Linked DNA regions of Homo sapiens: region 2 is linked to region 1. Evidence: chromatin loops called from intact Hi-C (ENCODE). Cell type or tissue: testis. All regions are shown on one strand. Each heading gives the region's core, and the rest is flanking DNA. Links, peaks and the distances in the headings are about the cores only.

Evidence for each region. A loop is a pair of places that touch in the nucleus more often than their neighbours do. Peaks named below come from ENCODE experiments on the same cell type or tissue, not always from the same donor. Only the 100,000 strongest peaks of a DNase experiment are listed, where the experiment ranks them.
Region 2: it touches region 1 in a loop (6-fold over the local background); 1 of 110 quality-filtered maps calls a loop at or near these places.

What each region holds. Positions count from the first base shown.
Region 1 is chr2:61,518,400-61,523,325 of GRCh38, forward strand. It overlaps XPO1 (exportin 1), which reads right to left. Exons shown (of 25, transcript NM_003400.4): 4 at 4,212-4,284. Among named protein-coding and RNA genes, the nearest start is that of XPO1, 17 kb to the right of the region's middle. In testis, for the core only: no CTCF peak of the experiment used is centred there; a DNase peak (open chromatin) is centred at 2,182; H3K27ac peaks cover 725 bases.
Region 2 is chr2:61,230,166-61,235,091 of GRCh38, forward strand. It overlaps USP34 (ubiquitin specific peptidase 34), which reads right to left. Exons shown (of 80, transcript NM_014709.4): 58 at 2,287-2,367. Among named protein-coding and RNA genes, the nearest start is that of C2orf74-AS1, 54 kb to the left of the region's middle. In testis, for the core only: no CTCF peak of the experiment used is centred there; no DNase peak of the experiment used is centred there.

The sequences.
Region 1 (4,926 bases), core at 379-4,378:
CAAAAAACAAAAAACAAAACACACACACACACACACACACACACACACACACACACACACACACAAAGTTAGCCGGGCGTGGTGGCAGGCGCCTGCAGTCCCAGATACTCAGGAGGCTGAGGCAGGAGAATGGTGTGAAACCGGGAGGCAGAGCTTGCACTGAGCCGAGATCACGCCACTGCACTCCAGCCTGGGCAACAGAGCGAGACTCTGTCTTAAACAAAAACAAACACAAAAACAGACCAAAAAAAAACCAAAGAAAAAAAGACACTCTGAGCCCCAATATCAAGGAGCTTATAGTTTGAAGGATGGGGAATAAAGTGACTAAAACAGCCAAGTGTAATGTGGGGTGTGAGGGACAAAACACATAAAACACAAACAAATAGACACACACTTACGGCCTAAAGCTAAATGAAAATCCAGAGAAATGTAATAAATTTTATATAACAAATCTCAACTTATTTAAATGTTTTATTATCTCGCCATTTCTCTTGCTATAAAAATATCTTTTGGAAAATTAAATGTTCTTTTAAACATCCTTACTTTCTAATTATGTCTATCTTTTGCTCTTTTTTTTTGAGATGAAGTCTCGCTCTGTTGGAGTGCAATGGCGTGATCTCAGCTCACTGCAACCTCCGCCTCCCGGGTTCAAGCAATTCTCTTGCCTCAGCCTCCTGAGTAGCTGGGATTACAGGCATGTGCCACCACGCCCGGCTAATTTTTGTATTTTTAGTAGAGATAGGGTTTCTCCATGTTGGTAAGACTGGTCTCAAACTCCTGACCTCGTTATCTGCCTGCCTTGGCCTCCCAAAGTGCTGGGATTACAGGCGTGAGCCACCGTGCTGAGCCTATCTTTTGCTCTTTAAAATTTTATTCTCCTGTGACCCACTGGTACAGGATACAGTAACGTATAACACAGCAAGAGACATCTAACCCACTCAAGAATCATGAGATTTTCCTGACAGTATTTATACAAGAGGCCTAAATTGAAAATGTCATTAATTTAAAAGAACATGTTAGCCAGGCAGTGGCTCATGCCTGTAATCTCAACAGGCATGGAGGCCGAGGCGGGAGGACCAAAAGGTCAGGAAATCGAGACCTTCCTGGCTAACATAGTGAAACCATCTCTACTAAAAAAAAAAAAAAAAAATTAGCTGGGTGTGGTGGCGGGTGCCTGTAGTCCCAGCTACTCAGGAGGCTGAGACAGGAGAATGGCATGAACCCAGGAGGTGGAGCTTGCAGTGAGCCAAGACTGCGCCACTGCACTCCAGCCTGGGCAACAGAGCAAGACTCCGTCTCAAAAAAAAAAAAAAAAAAAAAAAAACACCACGTAAAAATTAACATGCTGTGGACAAGAACCTAAAAGCAGATAAAACAAATTCTACATCAGAAAAAAAATGCAGGAATCTAATTTTGGCATACTCTTATGCAGTGAAACCTTTCCTTCCTTTAAAATATACCAGGCATTTCTTTCCAATTATGTGAATGAAACTTAGCTAAAGGGCCGGACTTAGACATCATTCTGTTCTTTTAGCTTGTGAAGCACTCATTATATACACCTAATTTGCTGATTTATGATTCCTCTTTTACATGTGTTTTGTCTTCCCAACTATAACACTGTGACATACAGCACTTTGATGTACATGTATATTTTTATAACCTTAATATTTAGTAGTAATCGGTACAAAGGAAACGCACAATATGCACCCCAGGTGAACAAATATATATGCTATGGTAGTTGGACAAAGGGTATAGCTACAGCAAAAAGCAAAGCGAATACCTTTAAAAGACAGGACACTTACAGAAAAAGGAAATAAAATGTTTTAAATTAATTTATGTAATTTCCAATACCAAAGTTACTTAAAGATGAAGGAAAATTAATGTTCAGAAGTTCTAGTGTATTTTGTGAAATAAATCTTTAGGTTAGAGAAGCCTCCCAGTTAAAATTAAAAAGGTAATCATGTTGACTAAGTATGGTGGCTCATGCTTACAATCCCAGCACTCTGGCAGGCCAAGGTGGGAGGATTGCTCAAGCCCAGCAGCCAGCAGCATGGGCAACACAGCGAGACACCATCCCTACAAAACATTAAAAAAAAAAAAAATTTAGTAGGGCATGGTGGGGCATGCCTATGTTCCCAGCTACTCGGGAGGCTGAGGTGGGAGGATTGCTTGACCGCAGCTATTTGAAGCTGCAGTGATGGTGCCAATGCACTCCAGCCTGAGGAACAGAGTGAGAATCTGTCTCAACAAAGAAGAAAGAAAGAAACAAAAATTTTTTAAATTAATTTTGTCTGTAACAAATGTAACTACAGTGTTGATAAACTAGTATAATCATATCTATTTTCAACCTGGAAAACATCTTCCAGAACCATCAAATGTGATAAAAAACAGAGATGCAGATTTAAGAACAAAAGGAGGATTTAAAATTATACAACAGTAAAATGGGACAGAAGTAAATCACCTTTTCTTGGTACGGCAGACCATGGCCAAAATTAAATCTGGGGCTCATAACACATGAGTAAAACAATAGTAGTAAAGAAACAAGGAATGACTACACTAAAGATCCCTGAAGAATAAAGTATGAAGGACCTACTTGGACCACATAGTCAAATTGTGCTTATTAATTTCTCAGTCCATCACAGAACGTGATCTAAAATAGTTTCAAACCATAATAAAACATTTAAAGAAATGAGAACCTCTTTTAGGGCACATTATTTGCTCCTGCACTATCACTCTTAATCTATGATTTATGATGTATTAAAGATATTGCCACTGAATATACTTAATATTCTTAAAAAAAGACACTGGCATTAAAATCTCATCACATTCAACTCTAAATGTGCTCAAACTTTGTCAAGGTTTAAGTCAGATTAGCTAAGTAAATCCATGTCACTATTCTACCATAATGATGATAAGAGAATGCAGGTGAAGGACAATACTTAAAAGACAAATAATCAAAGAAATTAGACATATTTTAAATGAAAATACTACTAGAAGTATCATGTGCCCCATAATAAAGTCAAGAAAAAAATTTCTATTTTTCAGAGATAAATGAAATATAGTAGGTAAAAAGGCAGTGTATCATAACTGAAATTAGCTAAATCAAAGAATCCCAAGAAACTAATGTTGCCTCAGGTTTCTCAAAATATGACTACATTCCTCAAGGTAGCACAGACAGAAAAGTTAAATTACTCATTAACAGGTATCACTACACCTTCATTTTCTGATCTTTCTTCATTTCAGAAGCCAACCTCTTCCAAGGCATTCCCAGAACCACAAAAGGCAAAACAGCTTTGTGATCTTTAGTACTTGGCTTTTCCATTCCCGAGTTAACCTTACATATGGTTTTTTTTGTTGTTGTTGTTCTTGTTTTTTGAGACGGAGTTTCGCTCGTTGCCCAGGCTAGAGTACAGTGGCACAATGATGGCTCACTGCAGTCTCAACCTCTTGGCTCAAGGGATCCTCCTACCTCACCCCACTGATACCCCTGTCCCCGCCGCCACCTGCACCAAAATACCTGGCTAATTTTTAAATTTTTTGTAAACACAGGGTCTCGCTATGTTACCCAGGATGGTCTCAAACTTCTGGCCTTAAATGACCCTCCCACTTCAGCCTCACGAAGTCCTGGGATTACAGGCTTGAGCCACTGTGCCCGGCCCATATTTTATTTATATATATGTTTTTTTGGAGATGGGGTCTCACTCTTGTCACCCAGGCTGAAGTGCAGTGGCAGGATCATGGCTCACTGCAGTCTCGACCTTTTGAGCTCAAGCAATGCTCCCACATAGCTGGGACCACAGACATGAACCACCATACCCAGCTAATTTTTTAAATTTTTGTCCAGATGAGGTCTTGCTATACTGCCTAGGCTGGTATAGAACTCCCAGACTCAAGCGATCTACTTGCCTCGGCCTCCTGAAGTGTTAGGATTACAGGCGTGGGCCACTGTGCCATAGCCCATATTTTTAACTAGAATATTTATTGTCAGAGTTTTCAACAGTCCAGTCTCCTCTTTCTCCCAAAAGATAACCTGTAAGTGGCCTTCCTGTACCCACCAATACAAACAGACCTGTTTGCTTCATGATAAAAGCAATAAGCTCCATTAGAGCAAAATATACTAAAGATTCATTACATGCCCCCTCAAACAGTCAACTACAATAAAAATGCCAGGAAAAACAAAACTCTGAATTTATAATTCTTTATTTTCCTACCTTCGCACTGGTTCCTTGGAAGAATCTTCCACCTTGTTTTTATCACATTTTCCAAAATTTGTAGTCCATAGTACTGAAAATTGGAGAATAGAAGCATGTGAATATATTGCTTATAGGACTGGCAACTCTCAGGATTCACAAATGGACAGACATTCACACATTTACATCTAAAGTTTCAAAAACATTATGCTACCAAGTTTAATTACACATATTAAACAAGTATCTATTCACCCATATACTGAGTTTTCATGCATTTTCCTCATTTTATTGTTTGCTACTCTATATAACGTCCTGCTGTTTATACATGCTCACACCAGGAGGAAGAACCAAATAAAAAGCCCTTTAGCAGCCAAATAGGCTTATCTGTCGAAGGAAAAGTAGCAGCCAGATATGAATTCACAGCATAAATGACTGCTCATAGGCTCACGTACTTTAACACGAACAGGCTCCTAAGAATTTAGCAGCTTGGATGCTATCAAGCTTCCTACCATCCTCTAGGAGTTATAAGCTTTTGGCCAAATATTAAAGTATTGTCACAGATACTTTCTATAGAAAGTGTTTACAAGCATCACTGGTGTGTTACTTAAGGAGCAGCAAGACAACCCATGGGTTTATTTTATATTTTAACCCCACCCTTATAGTTGCTATTTCTACTAATTTAAAGATAAACTTTTGTGCACAGTCAAAATAATCACAAACGCATGTTGCAATCTGT
Region 2 (4,926 bases), core at 311-4,310, 290 kb before region 1:
AAGATTATGGTGAAATTAGAACACTTATATATCACTGGCAAGAATGTCAAACACTGCAGTCACTATAAAAAAACAGTTTACCAGCTGGGTGCAGTGGCTCAAGCCTATAATCCCAGCACTTTGGGAGGCTGTGGTGGATCACCTGAGGTCAGGAGTTCGAGACCAGCCTAGCCAACATGGCAAAACCCCACTTCTACTAAAAATACAAAAATTAGCCGGGCGTGGTGGTGGGCACCTGTAATCTCAGCTAAGGAAGCTGAGGCAGGGAGAACTGTGTGAAGCCGGGAGGTGGCGGTTGCAGTGAGACGTGATCACGCCATTGCACTCCAGCCTGGTTGACAGAGTGAGACTCCAACTCAAAAACAACACCAACCAACCAACCAAACAAAAAACACCAGTTTACCGCTGGTGCAGTGGCTGTAGTAACAGCACACTGGGAGGCCAAGGCGGGCAAATCACCTGAGGTGAGGAGTTTGAGACCAGCCTGGCCAAAATGGTGAAATCCCGTCTCTACTAAAAATACAAAAAATTAGCTGGGCACGGTGGTGCGCGCCTGTAATCCCAGCTACTTGGAAAGCTGAGGCAGGAGAATCACTTGAACCCTGGAGGCGGAAGTTGCAGTGAGCCAAGACCACGGCACTGCACTCTAGCCTGGGCCACAAGAGCGAAACTCCGTCTCAAAAAAAAAAAAAACAAAACACAAAAACAAAAAACAGTTTACCAGTTCTAAAAACATACACAAAGAAGTGACAAAGTATATCCAAACAAAAACTTGTACTAAAAGTTCCTAACAGCATTACTAAAAACAGCCAAAAAGTAGAAACATCTCAAATATTCAGCTGATGAACAGGTAACACAAAATGTGGACTATATACATTTGACAAACTATTTGGCAAAAAAAGAAAATGTAATATGGATACATGCTGTGACATGAATAAATCCTGAAAAGATTGTTAAATCGAAGCAGTAAGTCACAAAAGACTAATAGTGTATGAGTCCATTTATATGAAATGGTCAAAATAGGCAAATCTATAAAGATAGAAAGTAGACTAGTAGTTGTCAGGTATTGAGGAGAGAGGACAGGATGAAATAGGAACTGATTGCTAATGGGTATAGGGTTTTTTTTTGGTGGGGGGTGGGGGTGGCAAATGTTCCAAAATTAGGTAGTAGTGATGGCTGCACAACTTTGTGACTATACTAAAAACCACTAAATTTTACATTTTGAAAGGTCTGGGTAAATTTTATGGTATAAGAATTGTAACTTAGGCCAGGCTCAGTGGCTCACAACTATAATCCCAGAACTCTGGGAGGCTAAGTTGGGAGGACTGCCTGATCCCAGGAATTTGAGACCAGCCTAGGCAACAGGGGAGAGACACTCTCTCTACAAAAAAATACAAAAATTAGCCAGGTGTGGTGGTGTGTGCTTGTAGTTCCAGCTACTCAGGAGGCTGAGGTGGGAGAATTGCTTGAGCCCAGGAGGTGGAAGCTGCAGTGAGCCATGAAGTACCACCGCACTACAGCCAGGGTGACAGAACAAGACTCTGTCTAAAAACAAAACAAAACAAAATTACCAGGTGTGGTGGTGTGTGCGTGTAGTCCTACCTGCTGAGGCAAGAGGACTGCTTGTGACAGAGCAAAACCCTCTAAAAAAATATATATACATATATATGTATGTTCTATATAAATTTATAAATATATAAATATGATATATAACATATATATGTAATATATACACACACGCATATATATCTCAATAGTAACTGGAAAGTGGCATACGTCAACTAAGTTTTTGATTTTGTGAAAAGTGACTATAAAGTAATATTTAAATTTCATTGTCTATTTTACCCAACAATTTAAAGAAAACAAACTGTTTCGTTTGACAGTTCAGACCCAATCACAGAAATAAGTTACAGCCTTTTCATTAGCTTTTGAGGTCACTATAGTACCCTACCATGGTTAGAATGTGTAAGGATTTTAAAAGAATCAGTATAACTCATAAAGCATCTAATAATAAAGAGCAGGATCTAATAATAAAAGAACAGGAAATTACAGTCAATCTTCCTATATCCAGGAAATGTGCATAATTTTAATCACCTTATTAGAGTGAGAGCTGATGTTAAAAGAACCTGGTGAAACCAACAACAAAATGACTTTTATGATAGGAGGCAGATCTTTTCAAACTATTATCAATATTAGGTTAAGACACACTTATAAGCAAATTGAGAATAATTAAATTGAAAGTAACTTCTTTTCCAAATAATTTTTTTCAAACATATTTTTCCTTACCTGTCTCACAATTTGATTAGGGCACTTAATTAGTATCTGCATTGGCCACCAGTCGTCATCAGCCATACGATCTAAAAACCACTGTTAAAAAAAAATACAGCATGACTTTAACATTCAACAAATATTTGTTACATGGGATAACAGTCACATAAGAATTTTATTTCTAGTCAATGTTTTAATTCTTTTAAGTTCTTACCAGAAAAGTTTCTCTAATTGTCATAAAAGTCAAACTCTAAAATCATAATAAGGGTTACCTCATTACACAACTCCATGGAATGCCATTTACATTATAGTACACAATGTGCATGACAATCTGTGGTCCTTTATCATAATAAAATATCATTCTCTTAGCCCTCATAAATGTGACATAGAATCTTTAGTTCTTATTAATTATATATATATATATATTCCCCCCCCCCTTTTTTTTTTTTTTTTTTGAGACAGATCTTGCTCCGTTGCCCAGGCTGGAGTGCAGTGGCACGATCTCGGCTCACTGAAACCTCTGCCTCCCAGGTTCAAGTGATTCTCCTCCCGAGTAGCTGGGATTACAGGCACGCACCACAATCCCTGGCTGATTTTTGTATTTTTAGTAGAAATGGGGTTTCACTATGTTGGCCAGGCTGGTCTTGAACTCCTGACCTCAGGTGATCTGGCCGCCTCAGCCTCCTAAAGTGCTGGTATTATAGGCGTGAGCCATGTCACCCGGCCACCTATTAATAATATGTGATATGAGCATGATTAATTTTCTTTCTGTTTAAAAACAAATTATGATCTAATTAGCACTTGAGAAACTCTGGATCTATCGAACAGCCATGAGAAGAGAAGGAAACAGAGGAACATGTTAAACACCACCAGGAAAATGCAATTAGTCAAAGAAAGCATGTGGGAAATCCTACAGCACAAATGACAAAAAATGGCATGGAGAAAAAAAAAGTAACTTTTATAGATTAAGGAAGACTTAACAAACAGATGAATGCAAAATGTGGAACTTGTTTGAACCACTCATTTAAACCAATCAACTGAAAATTTTTTTTTGAGATGGAGAAAACTGAACATAGGATGGGTATTAGATGACAAGAATAAATCACTTCTGGCCAGGTGTAATGGCTCATGCCTGTAATCTCAGCACTCTGGGAGGCAGAGGCAGGAGGATAGCTTGAAGCCTGGAGTTTGAGACCAGCTGGGCAACAAAGAGACTCTGTCTCTATAAAAAAAGAAAAAAAATTAGCTGAGTGTGTTGGTATGTGCCTGTGGTCCCAGCTACTCGGGAGGCTGAGGGAGGAGGCTGAGGCAGGATTGCTCAAGCCCAGGATTTTGAGGTTGCAGTGAGCTATGACTGTGCACCACTGCATTCAACAGCCTGGATGACAGAGTGACACCCACTCTGGGGGTAAAAAAAAAAAAAAAAGTTATAAAGATGAGAAGTCACTTCTAATATTACTGGGAGTGAATGAAATTGTGGTTGCATATGTTTTTGAAGTTTTCTTATGTTAGAAATATATACTGGGTGTTTATGGATGCATGATCTATTTAGGTTTCCTTTAAAATTCTTCCATTATGGAAAAAAAAGGAATAGGGGATAGATGAAACAAGAAAGAAAGATTATTATTATTTATTGAAGTTGAGGAACAGGTATGTGACAGCTTATTATCCCTTTCTACTTTTGTCCATGTTTCCAAATTCTCATTACAAAATTTCAAAAAGTTACACTTTAGTGTTTGAAATTTCTGAGGAATAGATTCCCTTACTCTATTTCTATAAGGTATAATCAGATGAACTTCTAAATATGCAAAAAACCTTTAACTATAATTCATCTATTATATACCAGACTGCTATTCCCCACTTCTGTTAATTCGTAAGACTTGCCTTCCTATGGAGATTTACAACTCTTTGGTTGCTAACCTAGAAGTTAAGATGGCAATATGATTAAGCTGTCATTACCTTTGAGTGGGTTATCCTTAGGGATGCACCTCTTAAAATAGGGGATGGAGAGAGAAAACCAGGCATAAACTGATCTACTGAGACAGGTGGATAGGTGAATTTTTTTTTGGCGGGGAGAGTGGGGAAAGAGGAAGTGACAGATGATGTTAAGCATTTTCTAACAACATACAAAAGTAGTTAAGAGAGGGATGGAAGAAATAGGAAGATGATGTTGGCCAAAGAGTACAAAGTTTCAGGTTTATTTTTTATTTTTATTTTGTTAAATTGAGACAGAGTCTCACTCTGTCGCCCAGGCTGGAGTGCAGTGGTGTGATCTCAGCTCACTGCTTCTCTGCCTCAAGGGTTCAAGTGATTCTCCTGCCTCAGCCTCCCCAGTAGTTGGGATTACAAGTGCACACCACCATGACCAGTTAATTTTATTTTTAGTAGAGATGTAGTTTTGCATGTGGGCCGGGCTGGTCTTGAACTCCTGACCGCAAGTGATCCGCCCGCCTCAGCCTCCCAAAGTGCTGGGATTACAGGCGTGAGCCACCATGCACAGTCCCAAGTTTCTGTTTTAAATAAATTCTGGGGATCTTATGTACAGCATCATGACACTAGTTATAATATTGTATTGTTTTGAGACAAAACTGATTTAAAAAAAGACTAAAAAATTTTGCACAGTTTACTTGAGATTTGCTAAGGGAGGAGATCTTGTGT